Linked DNA regions of Homo sapiens: region 2 is linked to region 1. Evidence: chromatin contacts called from ENCODE Hi-C or POLR2A ChIA-PET data. All regions are on one chromosome and are shown on one strand. Each heading gives the region's core, a stretch centred on a gene start or an enhancer-like site at or near the end of the contact. The rest is flanking DNA. Distances are from core to core; before and after follow the strand shown. Region 1 holds the start of ABCG1 (ATP binding cassette subfamily G member 1). Region 2 overlaps ABCG1 (ATP binding cassette subfamily G member 1).

What was found. A loop is a pair of places that touch in the nucleus more often than their neighbours do. ChIA-PET counts read pairs that join two places held with the same protein, here RNA polymerase II (POLR2A). Pooled maps may share reads with other maps.
Region 2: a loop to region 1 is called in a map of adrenal gland, with 2.2 times the contacts of the local background. The contact joins the enhancer-like site here to the promoter of ABCG1 in region 1. A Hi-C loop is called at or near these places in 8 of 168 maps with a recorded cell type or tissue (GM12878, adrenal gland, cardiac septum and 5 more), 1 of 37 single-sample maps with no recorded cell type and 13 of 50 pooled maps. POLR2A ChIA-PET finds 5 or more read pairs at or near these places in 2 of 52 experiments (WTC11 and common myeloid progenitor, CD34-positive).

What each region holds. Positions count from the first base shown.
Region 1 is chr21:42,215,148-42,222,308 of GRCh38, reverse strand. ABCG1 (ATP binding cassette subfamily G member 1) reads right to left here and starts at 3,169. Exons shown (of 15, transcript NM_016818.3): 1 at 3,005-3,169. The coding sequence starts at 3,046. It overlaps LOC105372814 (a long non-coding RNA gene), which reads left to right and starts at 2,039. Exons shown (of 3, transcript XR_937748.4): 1 at 2,039-2,159. It also overlaps the pseudogene RNA5SP492. RefSeq lists an enhancer at 1,729-2,260 and a silencer at 3,191-3,460.
Region 2 is chr21:42,273,553-42,280,713 of GRCh38, reverse strand. ABCG1 (ATP binding cassette subfamily G member 1) reads right to left here. Exons shown (of 15, transcript NM_016818.3): 5 at 3,769-3,819. Among named protein-coding and RNA genes, the nearest start is that of TFF3, 38 kb to the left of the region's middle. Within about 2 kb of position 4,338, at least 4 of the 41 ENCODE cell types and tissues checked have a DNase peak (open chromatin) inside an H3K27ac peak, as active enhancers do; they include endothelial cell of umbilical vein, where a contact is called at or near this core.

The DNA of each region.
Region 1 (7,161 bases), core at 1,920-4,419:
GGCAGTGGCCTGTCAGTCTGAAATAGACCAGCTCTCTGGAAACACATCCTCCGATGAGAGCTGCCGGCAATGTAGGTTACAGCGAGTTTCTCCTTAGCCTCCTGAGCTCATTAAAATTAAAACACATGCATCTTCTCTCTTCATTTTTTCCTTTCACTCTTCTGTTTCCCTATCCTACTGAAGCATTGTCTTTGACCTTCCCCCACCCCCGCACCGGGCCACATACGATTTGTGCTGCACAATACATTGTACGTCATAGTAAGTTCATTCATAGATGTGGAATGCCAAAGAGACCCTGTTTGGATTGTTCCTGGCTGCTGTTCATGGGAATATTTTCCTGGGCGCTGAGCAGAGTGGCCTGTGATTGCAGTTTGAATCCTGGGCAGATAGAGATGCCTGTTTAGCTGGGGAGGGTCTGTAGCAGTCAGTAAGCCACCCACAGGCCGTGGTGAGCCGCATTCACTCCATTTCCACCAGGAACACAGAGACAGAAACTTTTTCTCCTAGCATTAGGAGGAAGTCAGGAAACAGGAGGAGGAGCCAGTCAGCAGCACAGTTAGCACGCAGCTGTCTGTCTTCTCTCTTTGGTTCACTGCTGCCAGCCTTGGTACCTGCCTAAGCATCCTAAGCACATAAGAGGAAAATGCACTGACCAAGAGCCCCCAAGGCGACTGCCCAGAAGAAAATACCAAAGGCATCATACCCTGAACTGAGCCAGAGACCAGACCGCACTTGAGGGGTCACTTGGAATCCCAGAACACCTCCAAATACCACCCTCCCACTGGACGCATTTGCCACCCCTTGTATGCCCACCGAACTCAGGGGCTCCAGCATGTTCCCCCGAGTGCCTGGCTCACCCCCAAGTACCTCCTTTGACTCACAGCTCAGAGGGTCCACACCAGGATGGACCCCAGGGCAGGGAGGTGAAGGAAAAGCAAAGCTTAAGATCCTGGTATCTCTGAAGGGCTCTTTGTTTATGACTTGGCCAGAATTTATTTTATTTTTAATTTATTTTTCTTTTAACCCTACAGCCCCCAGAATTCCCAGGTGGTCTCTCATTCAAGGACTAGCCGGGGCCTAACTCTGCTTAGCTTCTACCATCAGATTATTGCTTTCAGGGTGGGACAGCTGTGCATGAATAGAAATGTTTAAACTTTTTTTAAAGTACCCAGTTTTCAGAGAGGAAAATAATTTTCAAAATAAAATAATGTTCTCCAAAACAATGAGCCCAGCCGTTACTGTCTCCACGTGATAACAAGACAGTTGAGCTCCGGGGGCATATTATCAAATGATAATATAACATTTTTTAAAAACTTGGTATTAAAAATCTGTACCTTAAAACATCGGATTCATTATTTTTCCACATGTCCATTATAGGAAAACCCACACCAAGCCACCTTTGCAGCTCTAGAAGGAATTCAAGAGTTAACTAGCATCTAATACAAGATCTATAACTTTCTCTACCTGCAACTAACATCAATAACCTCCTTAATTTTCCATGGTCAACCTCATTTAGAAATCCTAATAGATGAACAAGTGCAAAAGGCAGAATTCCCAAGTGTTGCCCAAAGATTCAACCAGAGAAAAGCAAGTGTCACCGGGAGGGAAACGGCTTTTCCGTTTTGTTCACTGCCTCTTCTACGTAGAAGCCACGCAGGGAAGGCAGGGCAGCCCAGAGAGGCGAGTCAGCCTGCGGGTCTCCCGCTCGGGCTCTCCCCTCCTCCACCCACCGCCTGGCCATGTCTGCGGCCCCATTCTATCGTTTACACAAAATCATTATATAATGAGCTGGCGAGGCTCCGTATGTTCTACAGTAACCTGTTTGGAATCATAGGATGCAGTTGTCACAGCGGAGCATGCGCAGAAACCTGGCTATTTTTTTTTTTTCTCTTGAGCTCAAGGCAAGAGGTAACTGTCGGTCAAATCCTGCTGAGCCCTGCTGACTTCAAATACAGGATGCTAAAAATGAAATACAGGGGAGGGGCGGGGTGAGCCCCGGAGCGTGCCATGCACTGTGGGCTTACAGCCTCGGGGAAGTAATATCAGGGTAGTAACTACACAGATACACGGCGTGGAATACGGAAGACTTTCCATTTGTACTTTAGCTACCTCTACGATGTTGGTGTGCTGGGCGTAGACATGAAGGGCGCTAGGATAAGGTGAGGTGGGTGGCTGGGGGCCTGATGATTGGTTTGTTGTTTGTTCCTAATGCCAGAAAACCAGAAAGGGAGATTCCTGACCACCCCTGGAAACAGCACTTACAGTAACTGTGTCCAGCAGTGAACTCGCCGACACCCCGCCATCCCTCTCCGGAGCTCGGGGAAGTGAAATGCGCATCCCTGTCCCCACCGCGTCTCTCTCTCCGGCGCGCGCAGAAAGGCGGCCGGCAGGAATCCGGGCTTGCCCCTCGCGGGTCTCCCCGGGCCTTCGCCGCCGCCTCCCCGAGTGGGTCCGGGAGAGGGTGTCCCCGGGAGTGCAGTCGCAGGCTCCGGCTCTCTGGGGGCAGCTTCCTCTTTTGTTCCCCCAGACCTTGCCTGGCGTTCCTGGGGATGGCGCGAGAAGTCCCCGGTCCCCAAGCCCACAGCCGCGCGCGCGGGGCTCCCCTTCTTCAAGTCCCCTCTTCCCTCCGGCCCAAGCTGCGGCCCCTCCCCAGTCCCCAGTGCGCTCCGGGTCCCCAGCTCCCCACGCCCCCCGCCCAGAAGCCATCAGGTCAAGGCCATCGGTCCAACTTGTAGGGCAACTCGCTGCCCCCGCCCCACTCCCGGCCCCTCCACCTAGTCCGTGCTCTCTGCCGGTGCAAGGGGCATCCCGAGGCTCCAGGTGGCCCTGGCGGAGGGGCAGGGGCAGCGATCGGAGCCGGGCGCCACTCTAGGGTGCCCTGGGTCAGCGCCCAGAGGACGCGCTCCTGGGAGGGGTGTCAGGTCGAGCTTGCGAGTCTTTGTGTGTTTCCTGCTCTCCTTGAAAATAAAACCGTTCCCGGCGGACGAAGGATGCGCTCACTCACCATGGCGGTGCCGACCGAGAAAGCGGCCATCAGACAGGCCATGCCCCGGGGGCGGCGGCGGCGGCGGCGGCGGCGGCGGCGGGGACGAGGCTTGAGCTGCGGGGCCGAGGCTGCGCTGGCTCCCGGCTCAGCCGCTGCGCGGGGTGCGGGCTGCGCTTGGGCTCCGGCTGGGATCCGGCTCCGGCTCTGGTTCCAGCGCGCCCGACCCCGCCCCGAGCGCGCGATTGGCCGGCACCAAGGGGGCGGGCGGGCCGGCAGGTGCGCGTGCTCTTGTTTTGCTCCTGCTGGGGGCGGCGGACCAGGACCCCTGAAGTGCAGGTTCCGGGAGCGGCCCGAGCCGAGGCCTCGCAGGCGGCATGGGAACCCCCTGCCACCCCGGAAACCCCGGGTCCCGAACTCGCGGGGGCTGGGCCAGCACGGGTGAGGCTGCGGGGACACCGGACAGACGCCGGGGTTCCCAGGCTCGGAAATCCACTGCCTCCAAGCCTCAAGCGGCTGTGTGATGGGGTCGAAGAGGGGGCGTCCAGGGAGGGAGAGTGAGGGCCAGGGGGCTTCTTTCTTGCTGCTGCTTCTTCCCTTCCCGCCCACCCCACCCCGACGGTGTTGGGCAGCTCTCTGCCAGGTAGGAGCTTGAGGACTAAAGAAGAGATAACCACTCCAACGCCCCCAACAGCACCGGTGTGGGGTGACCCCTGGCAGTGAGGCATCGTGTGCACTCACACATGTGACATTGCTGTGCGCCAGCCATGGTGCTAAGTGCTGGGTTACAAAGGGGTGCTGAGTGAAGATGCCCAGGCCTCTGCCCTCTGTTCACCCCCGAACAAAAAAAGAAAAGCCTCATTTTCTGCAGACAGAGGTGTTTCCAGAGCCATGTTCATGGAACTGTATAAGGAATAACACCAGGGCACACTCCCATGTGGCCCCAGGCTGGAATATCAGATGGTCCAGCATCTCTAAAGCCCTTATTATATATAAGTGGGGCCATTTCCTGGTATCCATGGTGACAAGGAATTCTTTACTCCCAGTCTCAGGCCCTAATGCTTTTGTTCAGTTGTTTGCATGTTGGGACGAAAAACAGGAATGCATTTCTTTTCATTTCCAGCACACCTGGGTCCCCCCTCCCAACCACACCTCAGATGAGCCAGGTCTCTCTCTTTCTCCTCACCTAGAAAGGAGGCACAGCTTTTTATGCCAGGCAGGTGGACTTCACACCCACAGGTCAGATGACTGTAACCAAATTCAGCCGCTCAAATCGAAGGAGAGAAAGGAGACACGGTTATGAGTTTAAGTGGGAGGCCTTGCCTTTGTCTGAATGGTGTTGTCTCAAGAGTCATCCAGCCGGGCGCAGTGGCTCACACCTGTAATCCCACCACTTTGGGAGGTCAGGAGATCGAGACCATCCTGGCTAACATGATGAAACCCCGTCTCTACTAAAAATACAAAAAATTAGCTAGGTGTGGTGGCGGGCACCTGTAGTCCCAGCTACTATGTAGGCTGAGGCAGGAGAATGGCATGAACCTGGGAGGCGGAGCTTGCAGTGAGCCGAGATTGAGCCACTGCACTCCAGCCGGGGTGACAGAGTGAGACTCCGTCTCAAAAAAAAAAAAAAAAAAAAAAAAAAAAAAGAGTAGATCCATTACCTTGATTTTACACTTGGCTGAAATGAGGAAATCTGACTGCTGTGTTTACCAGGTGCCACTGCCCGGGTGCCAGGCCTTGGAGGCTGTGTGGTGCCTTAAACATACACTGCAGGGAGGCCAGCAAAGCTTGAGTGTGTTGGGAAGAGGATTCAGATCCACAAACCTAGGGAGTGTTTACGCCAAAACACAGAGAGGAAAGTGCCTGATGGCTGGAGATGGGGACTGGTGCCCAGCCCTGGGACCCATCTCGCTCCAGGAACAGACAGGCCCTGGAGCACGAGAGGAGGCACGGAACACAGCCGGGGAGGAACTGTCCATGTGGCCAGGGCAAGTGAGGGTGCCTGCAATGACATAATTTCTGTCCAATATCCATCCTCCTCACTTCCAGGAATGTGCCCAGAATTTCCTTCTAGACATTCCCCCTCTTCTACCCCCACCCAGTTCTCTGCCCGAAGATTTATGCGGGATTGATTCACCTTCAGCTCGAGAATAGGCAATTGGCTTCAGCCGGTGGATGGCCCCCATCCAGCCTGGCCATCCTGGCTGGTCCGGAACTGGAAGTGTGAGGCAGTGCTTACTGGGCTGCTGGGAATGGCCAGGGGGATGGTGTGTGGAGCGTGAGGATGAAGTCAGAGAGGGAAGATGCTATGCTGGGCCCTTGTTGGCTTTGGCTGCTGGATTTTCTGTTGCAGGATAAGTGAAAGGGTCCTCACTTATCTGTCTGTACAGTGGGGTCAAAATCCCCACCACGTGGGAAATAAGGCATGGCAAGCACTTTCTAGCATGCCCAGCACCGAGTAAGCATCCCACTGTAGTCACTGCTGTGTTCCCCTCCAGCGCCCGATCGGGAAAGAAGCCAACAGTAGCGTAGCACAGGACCCCATTCCTATCAAGGCTCTTGGTTGTAAAGGACAGAAACTCCAACTGGCTTAAGCTAAGTACAGAAAGGTTCGGAGTGCAGTGGTTTCAGGACTACTGGGACCAAAGACCTGTACTACTCTGTCCTCAGCCCCTGGTCTCTTGCTGTCTCCACGGCTCTGGCCTCCCCAGGTGGTCTCCCCTCTGGCAGGCTGTCTCTGCATGGCCCCCCAGCAGCTGCAGGCTTGCTCCTGTCACCTGGCAGCAACCACTGCATCAGGGGGTTGCCAAACCCTGATGGGCCTGGCCTGGTTCACATGGGATGAAATGAGAAGGTTAACCCCAATGGGACCCTGCAGAAAGACTGGGCATGGGTGTCCAGCCAAGACTTTTCGAGGCATTCTAAGTAGAACCCTGAGGATCAACCAGGCAAGGGGAGCTCTCGACAGGACCAGCTTAGTCCCAACCCCAACAGAAATTTCTGCTAAGGCATTGCTGACAGCTGGTAATTTCCAGTGGGGAGCCACTTCCTGTCTGTATTAGTCCATTTTCACGCTGCCGATAAAGACATACCTGAGACTGGGCAATTTACAAAGGAAAGAGATTTAACGGACTCACAGTTCCATGTGGCTGGGGAAGCCTCATGATCATGGCGGAAGGTGAAAGGCATGTCTCACATGGCGGCAGACAAGAGAGAGAGCTTGTGCAGGGAAACTCCCCTTTATAAAGCCATCAGATCTCATGAGACTTATTCACTATCATGAGAATAGCATGGGAAAGACCTGCCCCTATGATTCAGTGATCTCTGACCAGGTCCTTCCTACAACATGTGGGAATTATGGGAGCTACAATTCAAGATGAGATTTGGGTGGGGACACAGCCAAACTATATCACTACCTCAACTGGCAACCCACTCCATTATTAAGTGTTGTCACCATTAGCAAACTGAACCTGTGTCCAATTGGACTCCCTATCACCCTGACTGCTCTGCACACCATAGCAACATGGAGTCACTCCCCAGAGTAGGCCCTGGCCAGCCAATGATGGCAACAACATTCTTTCCAGACCCTTGTTCTCTGGACCAGATGCCCCCAGTCTCTCCAGTGTGGCTTCCTAGAAGACGCCCTTTTGTCCCACTTTCCCCTTCTCGGGATGGGTGCCAGTTCCTCGTGTCCCTCATGAAATTCAGGGCCACCAAAGAACACCTATTCAGTGTGATCAGGACAGAACAGGCCAGGGTGATGTGCTCCTTCCCTCTAGAGGGTCTGCATCTATTAGCACAGCCCATGTTGGCCTTGACTTGCAGCCAACAGCATCACCCAGTTGACTTCGAGTGGAGTCAATGGAAGTCTAGGTCTGTGGGAAGAGAACTCTTATTCCATCTGGCCTTCCCTATGGTGTCCCATTTTAGAAGTGTCTGATTTATTTCTGTGGACTTCCAGCTGCTGAGGCTGAACATGAAGGGGAGAAAGGGGCACACTGAGGACTTGGCCTCTGGCGTGAGGATCCTGCCCTTGGTGCTTGTGAGGGTGGGTGCAGGGGAGTCACATGTCCAGGTGGGCCTGTGGTGGGGTGACCCCTTGTCCCTGGTGAGTTTCTGCAACCAGCCAGGCCATTGGGGTGAGACTGGCTTGGTGACTTGAATTGCCCCATCTTCTG
Region 2 (7,161 bases), core at 3,089-5,588, 57 kb before region 1:
CGGAGGGGATGCTGGAAGCGGAGGCCGCTGTGGGTGCCTTTCCCTCCGCACCCCTGCCCATGAGCTGGGCCCACCCCACTTTCTCCAGTGTCCGCTCAGGAGTGATGCCACCCAGAAGGGTTCTGTTTTAAAGACTAGTCAGAAAGAACAAACAATGATCTCAGTTATTTATACATTTTCCCTAAACAAACAAACAAAAAACCTGCAAGGCCACTTGTAGCTCCAGCCCCCCTGGGGCTTCCCGGCGGGCGCTCCAGGGAGGATCTCGGCAGCCCAGGCTGCCCCTGGAGACCTCACTCCTGAGGAAGTGGCCTTGCTGGAGGGCTCTGGAGGGCTGAGGCTGCTTTGCTGGGAATTAAGGAAGGCCGTGAACAACACAGCAAAAATTCCATGATCTTCTAGAACATTCCATCCCATTGTGTTTCCATGAGACAGAGAGAGAACTTTGACCTAGGTGCACATCGGGGGTTGGAGGGAAGTGAGTGAAGGCACAAAGTTGCTGCCCTGTTCTCCTGAAGCAATCCTGATGGTGGGCCCGATGGCGAGGCATGCACCTGTGCCATGGCTGAGGAACAGCTGGGTCTGCTGGTGAGGAGCATGTGCAGGACGCAGCGTGGCCTCCAGGTCCTGTGGGGAGGGCTCTCTGCATTGTTCAATCCAGCCGAAGAGGAATCTGAGGACGGCGCCAGGGGCTCACCCCTCAGGGATGATTCAGCCACATGAGCTGATATTTTTGCCCTTGTAAACCCAGTTGAAAATAGCTGGAGGCTCTCATCCGGGCCGTGTCTTAGGCAGGGCCCAGGCACCACGAGGACACACACCTATGGGTGCCATCTGCCTTCGGGTCCCGTGTAGCTACTCCTGGGAGGCGCCTCCATTCTCCACCAAGATGCCAGCTTGTTCTGGGTCTTCCAGCTCCGGCAGGCCAAGGGCCTGGCTTGCTGTGACTTCAGCACGGAGCCTGCTGAGCAGCACTCACTGTGCGCCCAGCCCATGGGGAGAGCGACTTTCACCAGCTACCCCGGAAAAGGCTGGTGGCTGTCGCCTTATGCTGCAGGGAAGCAATCCCACAGCCCCTCCCATATGGATCACATGGGCTCCATCGAGCTCAGAGACCTTAAAGAAACCATCCAGTTCAGGTTGCACTGCCCCAAAAGGCAGGTGGGGCCTGGCTTCCTGTCCCCACGTTACAGGTGAAGCTCGGCTCGGGGCACAGCAGGCAGTGGCCCAAGGCCATCCGGTGGGTTCCAGGAGGCCAGGATGGAGGGCTCCCCCGTGTGCTCAGCTCTACTTCACCACAGGGCCTCTCCGTGTTAGCAAGTCTCTCCGCCCTCCGCCTCCTGCGTCTGCTCCCCCGGCCTCCGGTGATCCCCGAGACCCTCTCCACCGTTTGCTCTGTCCTTGGGCCTTATTTTGGGTCAGAGAGACAGAATTCCCTCTCTCCAGCGCCTCCCTCTCCAGAGCTCTTGGCTCCTCCTCCACGCCGAGCATCAGTGACCACTTCCACCGTCTCTCCTTGGAGCCCCCACAGCCGCCCCTCAGCTTGCAGGCCAGCATCTGGAGGGGTCTTTGGGACCTCGATGGAGGGCTATCCGAGACAAAGAGATTGGATTGTGCTTCCGACACCCCATGAAAGCAGGGAGGCCGGGGGATGGGAAGGAGGGCCCTGAAAGGCGGATCCAGGGGCACTGCATCCAGGCTTCGGGAGGAGCAGCTTCTTGAGTCTCCGGGTGGAAAAGCCTCTGCTTCATGGGGGCCCTGCACACTCTTGCCGGCCTCTCCTCTTGTCCTGTAGCTGATGGCAAGGAGGGCCCAGGACTGGGGGGTGGCAAAACTGACCTCAGACAGGGAGAGTGAAGGTCGCCCTGGCTCAATCCCAGGGCCCCGTTCTGTTGATTTGGGTTCATCTCCCATGGGAGACTTCGCCGAGACTCAGCTCTGACACCTGCTTTTCTCCATGTTCTTCTGTGTGCCTGGAACTAAGGCTCTCGTTTGTTACGTTCACTGCTGTAACGAAGTCCCCCACACTGGCTGGTTTCCACAACAGAAACTCCCGCCTCAATTCTGGAGGCCAAAGTCTGAGATCGAGGGCAGCAGGGTTGGTTCCTGAGGCCCCTCTCCTGGGCTGGCAGATGCCGCCTCCTCCCTGTGTCCTCACGGGGCCATCCCTTGGTGTGTCTGGGTCCTCCTCTCCTCTTCTTACAGGGACACAGTTAGACTGGACTGAGGCCCACCCATATGACCCCATTTTAACTTCATTACTTCTGTAAAGACCCGATCTTCAAATACAGCCATTTCTGGGTTTCTGGGGTGTAGGCTTTAACATATCATCTTTTGGGGGGAATTCAGGCCATAACACTCATCTTCCATAACTTGGTATAAGTAACATTCTCGGGCTTGGGAGGTGGTGTGTGTGTTGTGGGGGGGTGTCTACGTTACATTGTTTAGAAAACACTATCCAGAGGGGGCTCTCGCCTTTCAGCCTAGACAATAAACTCACAAGGCTGGGTCTTCTGCCCCCATGAAGGGCCAGGAACACATGTGATTTCCACATTTTCTCTCTTTTGGTTTCCACTCATCCATTTTCTTTTCAATCTCAGAATAAAAGAATTCCACACAGAACATTTTCTGTAGCAACAAAGAGTCATTTTCCTTCTCTCAGACATTAGGCTCTTTCCACCTGCACCGGGCATTTCACCCCCCAGCCCCGGTGACACGGGCTGAATCCTGAGTTTTGAAGGGCACAGTTGATGGGGGAGGAGGAGCATTAAGGTTGTCCAACTCTTTTTTTCCATACCAAAGTGGTTTACATTTACTTAATATTAGCTATTACAGATGACCGGAGAGGGGGAAATGCCGGAAATAGAATTGCTATGACTGTTCCTCAGTATGTTTGACTCTGTCCCATCAATCACTTCATTTTATACCAGAACACAAAGGGCCATGTCGAGCCATTGGCACTAACCCGGCAAACCCCACTCTCAGCTGCTGCCAGACTGTGAGCCTTTAAGGGTGTTAGGAGAGAAAGATAATCTTATAGAAGGGGGGTTTCCCCAAATTCCATCTCACACTGAAAATCCCACCAGCACTAGCTGCAGTGGAGAGGAGGACAGTGGGTTTCCCGTGGAGGGTGTGTGAGTCCAGGCTGGTGGCCTCCTTCCTCTGTGTGGCTTTCTGCTGCTCCCCCTGGCTCTGCCCACCTGCATCTGTCCCTGCTCCCTGGGTTTAGGAAGCCAAAAAAAAAATGGCTAAAGGGATTAGAAAGTCTTCATCATCCTGGAAACGTATTTATTTTCTTTTTTAAGAGGCCGGTTAATAACATGTAAGAACTAAATTTCTTCTTGCAAGTGTAGGTGGATGGAGGGTGGTTATTTTTAAACGAATGACTAACCATCTTCATTGTTATTGTCTTATAAAAAATTTAATATCGATCATATTAAACACTAAAAGGGCAGCACTCTTGGTCTAACCCTGAAGCTGGCATCTTCTGGCCCCATGAGTGCCAAGTCTGTTGTCCCTCACATTACATTCCGACTCCTGAATCTGAGAATCAAAGCCATGAGCGTGTGCACCAGATCTGCCTTTCTTGGCCTCTGGCTGCTGCAGGCCACAGCACTCCCTGAAATGTTGCCTGTCCCACACACGGAAGGCAAGGCAAAAACAAATCAACAAACAAAAGCCAATGCCAAAATGCCCCGGCAGGCACACCTTCCACATGCACGTCATGCACTTTCTGGACCACTTGTGGGCACCAAACAACCCACTTACCATTTCCCTTCTGCCTTCATCCTTCTCCTGAAGCTTCAGATGTGCCGACACCTGCAGGGGACAAGGACAACAGTGTGGAAGCAGAACAGACGGCCACTGGCAGTGTGAGCCTCATGCCCGCACTGCAGGCCACGGTGCAGCTAGCCAAGATGCAGCTAGCCACAGTGCCACTAGCCACGGTGCAGCTACCCACAGTGCAGCTAGCCACAATGCCGCTAGCCACGGTGCAGCTAGCCACGGTGCCACTAGTCACGGTGCAGCTATCCACAGTGCAGCTAGGCATAAGGCCACTAGCCACGGTGCAACTAGCCACCATGCAGCTAGCCACGGTGCCACTAGCCACCGTGCAGCTAGCTGATCATCATGGAAAACCCAAGGAGTTCTTGGCTTCCGATGCCCCTGCTTTAACAATGGTAGGATGGCAGGAGAGCAGTCCATGTGCGATGCTTCCTGCTATCTCAGTTGAATTCTCTGCTGTACCCAGGAGAGAAGTCAGATGTGGGCCATTTAGAGGTAAGAAAGCCCCAGGCATCAGGGGCTTGGCGACCAGCCTGGGCGGAACCAGTGGTGCGAGTTAGGAATTCCACAAACCGCCTGTTAAACTGCTGAGGCTTGAACTTATCCACAGGAGAGTCTTTACAGCACAGGAATTTACGAGGGCGACACGTCAGGATGCCGCGTTTTGTTGTTGTTGTGTTTTTTGAGATCCCGTTTGCTAACACAGCACTGGGCTCCTGGCCCTGCTTGGGAAAACCCAGAGTAGATCACCATGCACAGGACGGGCCTTGCTTCCACCCTCCTGCCTCCCGTGGCCTTGGGCAAACGTGCAACCTCCATTTCCTCACTGGCACAATGGTGAGGTTAAGCTCTGTCCACCTCATTAGCTAGAGAAGTTGCTGTGAGGATCAGAGGAGAGGGTGAGATGCAGGGCGGTGGCGGGGAGGGGGGCGGGGTGTGGGGCAAAGAGGTCTCAGGCCCCAGAGCTGGACAGGGTCAGGCCCACGCTCCTGCCATGTGACACTGCCTGCCATTTCTCAGTCTGCCTGGCTGCAAGGATGAAAAGCATAAACATGCACAACTGTGTCTGATGTGGGATCCGGACTCCGCAACGGGCGGCCAATATCTCCTCCGTGTGAGACAGGACCTTGAGTGGTAACATGTACCATAGCCTCAGAGTATTTCTCCAGGGCCTCATGAAATTCTCAGAATCAAAATCGAACTGAATTTGATTGTGAAAATAGATCATTTCACAGCAGGTTCGGTGGCGAGGTTGGGAGAGGACAGCAGGAGTCCCTAGTCGCATCTGTGGAGAATGCAGCCATTGAGCTGCGGTCCCAGTGAAGGGTCTCGAGCATGTGGCCATGGGGTTCACTCAAGAACTTACTGAGAAGTCAAACTCGGGCTACCCAAGACGCAGGAGCTGTTCAGGAATCAAGAGGGTGTGCATGGAGTTTGCACTTAGGGCATACATGGAACAGTGAACATTAGGGTCAAGAAAAACTTCACGACTGCTTTGCAGCATCTGTTCGCCAACTCCTCAGAGGTCCTCTGCGCCCCATCTGAACATCCATTTGGAGGCCAGATCAGCAGTCAGGGCTCCATGGGGCACACACCGCCCAGGGATGCTGGGCCCAGGGGAATGGCGTCTGCTTACCCACAGAACACGCAGGACCAGGGAACACGAATGGGAACAGCCCCACAGGTTCCTGCTTCTGTTTCCCCACAAAGAAGTTTAGGGAGCAGATCATGTGTCTGCAAACGTAACCTGCTTCTCTTTGCTGAGCTAAGAACCCCTTGGCACTGCCCTTCACGTGCCACTCTCAGACACCATGGGGAAGAAGCTTTGCCCAACCCAAGTCAGGGTCTCTCCAGGTGGAAAACCAAGGCGAACCCCCATCTACTGACCAAAGCACAGAGCAGATCAAGCTGAGGATGCCCCCTAGGGTGCCAGGAGAGACATGAAGCCTGGGGACTCTTCTTTTGCAGCGAACAAGGAGGAAGCAGAAATATAAACAGTCCCCCACATAAAGCCAGCCATGACTGGCAACTGGAGCTGCACACTGATTTTCAATCTCCTCTTAATGGGAGGATTCTGGTGGTTGCCTCTGCTCACAGTTAGGTCTGTGTGGTTTCAGTCGCCATGAGTTGGGCCTTTAAAAAAAAAAATGGCCCCTGCCGGGCACGGTGGCTCACACCTGTAATCCTAGCACTTTGGGAGGCTGAGGTGGGCAGATCACGAGGTCAGGAGTTCAAGACCAGCCTGGCCAACATAGTGAAACCCCATCTCTACCAAAAATACACAAATCAGCCGGGCATGGTGGTGGGCGCCTGTAGTCCCAGCTACTTGGGAGGCTGAGGCAGAAGAATCGCTTGAACCTGGGAGGCGGAGGTTGCAGTGAGCTGAGATCGTGCCACTGCATTCCAGCCTCGGTGACAGAGCGAGACTCTGTCCCCAAAAAAAAAAAAAAAAGGCCCTGGAAACCCAGATGCATGGCACTTGGCTGGGTCGCGGTCTGTCCAAGGAGCACAACCAGCTATTCCAGAAACCCAGGCAGAGGATATCCCCTGGACCCTTCTGTGGCCCCAAGAGGGGAAGATATTTTTAAACTTCCCCAAATACTGGATTTATCCACAGAGGACATAAGTGAAGATACTGTGGGGAGGCTTACTAGGAGTGAAAAGAAACAGTGACCAAGTTGAATTGATTAGGCACCAACTGCATGTCAGAATTCTACCCCACCTTCCCTGTATTTTCCCTTTCAATATTTACACCAACCCCATACGGTCTTGCAGATGAGGACACTGAGGCTGTGAGGATAAAGCAGGTGCACGGCAGGGAAGCTGAGCTGGCAGTTAAAGGTGCGCCTTTGGAGACAGACAGCCCTGGCCACGTGTGGCCATCAGCAGCCGTGTGACCCTGGGCTCCTGGCTTCACTGGGGGAAGCTCCATTTCCCACCCACTTTTTTGGGATGACATATCTGGTGTGTGTAGAGCTATGTGCTCAGGGCCTGGGACCCAGGAGATGCTCGGCCACTGCTGGTTTCATTTTCCCACCTGGGAGGCAGGTGAGTCAGAGGAATAGACCCTTGGTATCCTGACCAAGGCACCAGGCGAGTGGGTGCTTGGGCCAAAGACACGGAAAGACTCAAGGATAGCTGACAGGAAGGAGAATCCCAAGCACTGGCCTGCAGGAGAAATAGTATGGTGGCTGCCCTGGAGAGGATCACCCAAGCCAGCCGGGTTAATAACCTTCTCAGAAACTTGACCCCAACCCTGCCAAACAAGGTCCATTAAACTCACAGTCTTGGGGGGTTTTGGGATGATGCTGCCTGTCCCAACAGCGAGTCTGGTGTTAGAACTCCGCTAGAGGGAGGTTGCTGGCCCTGTGCAGG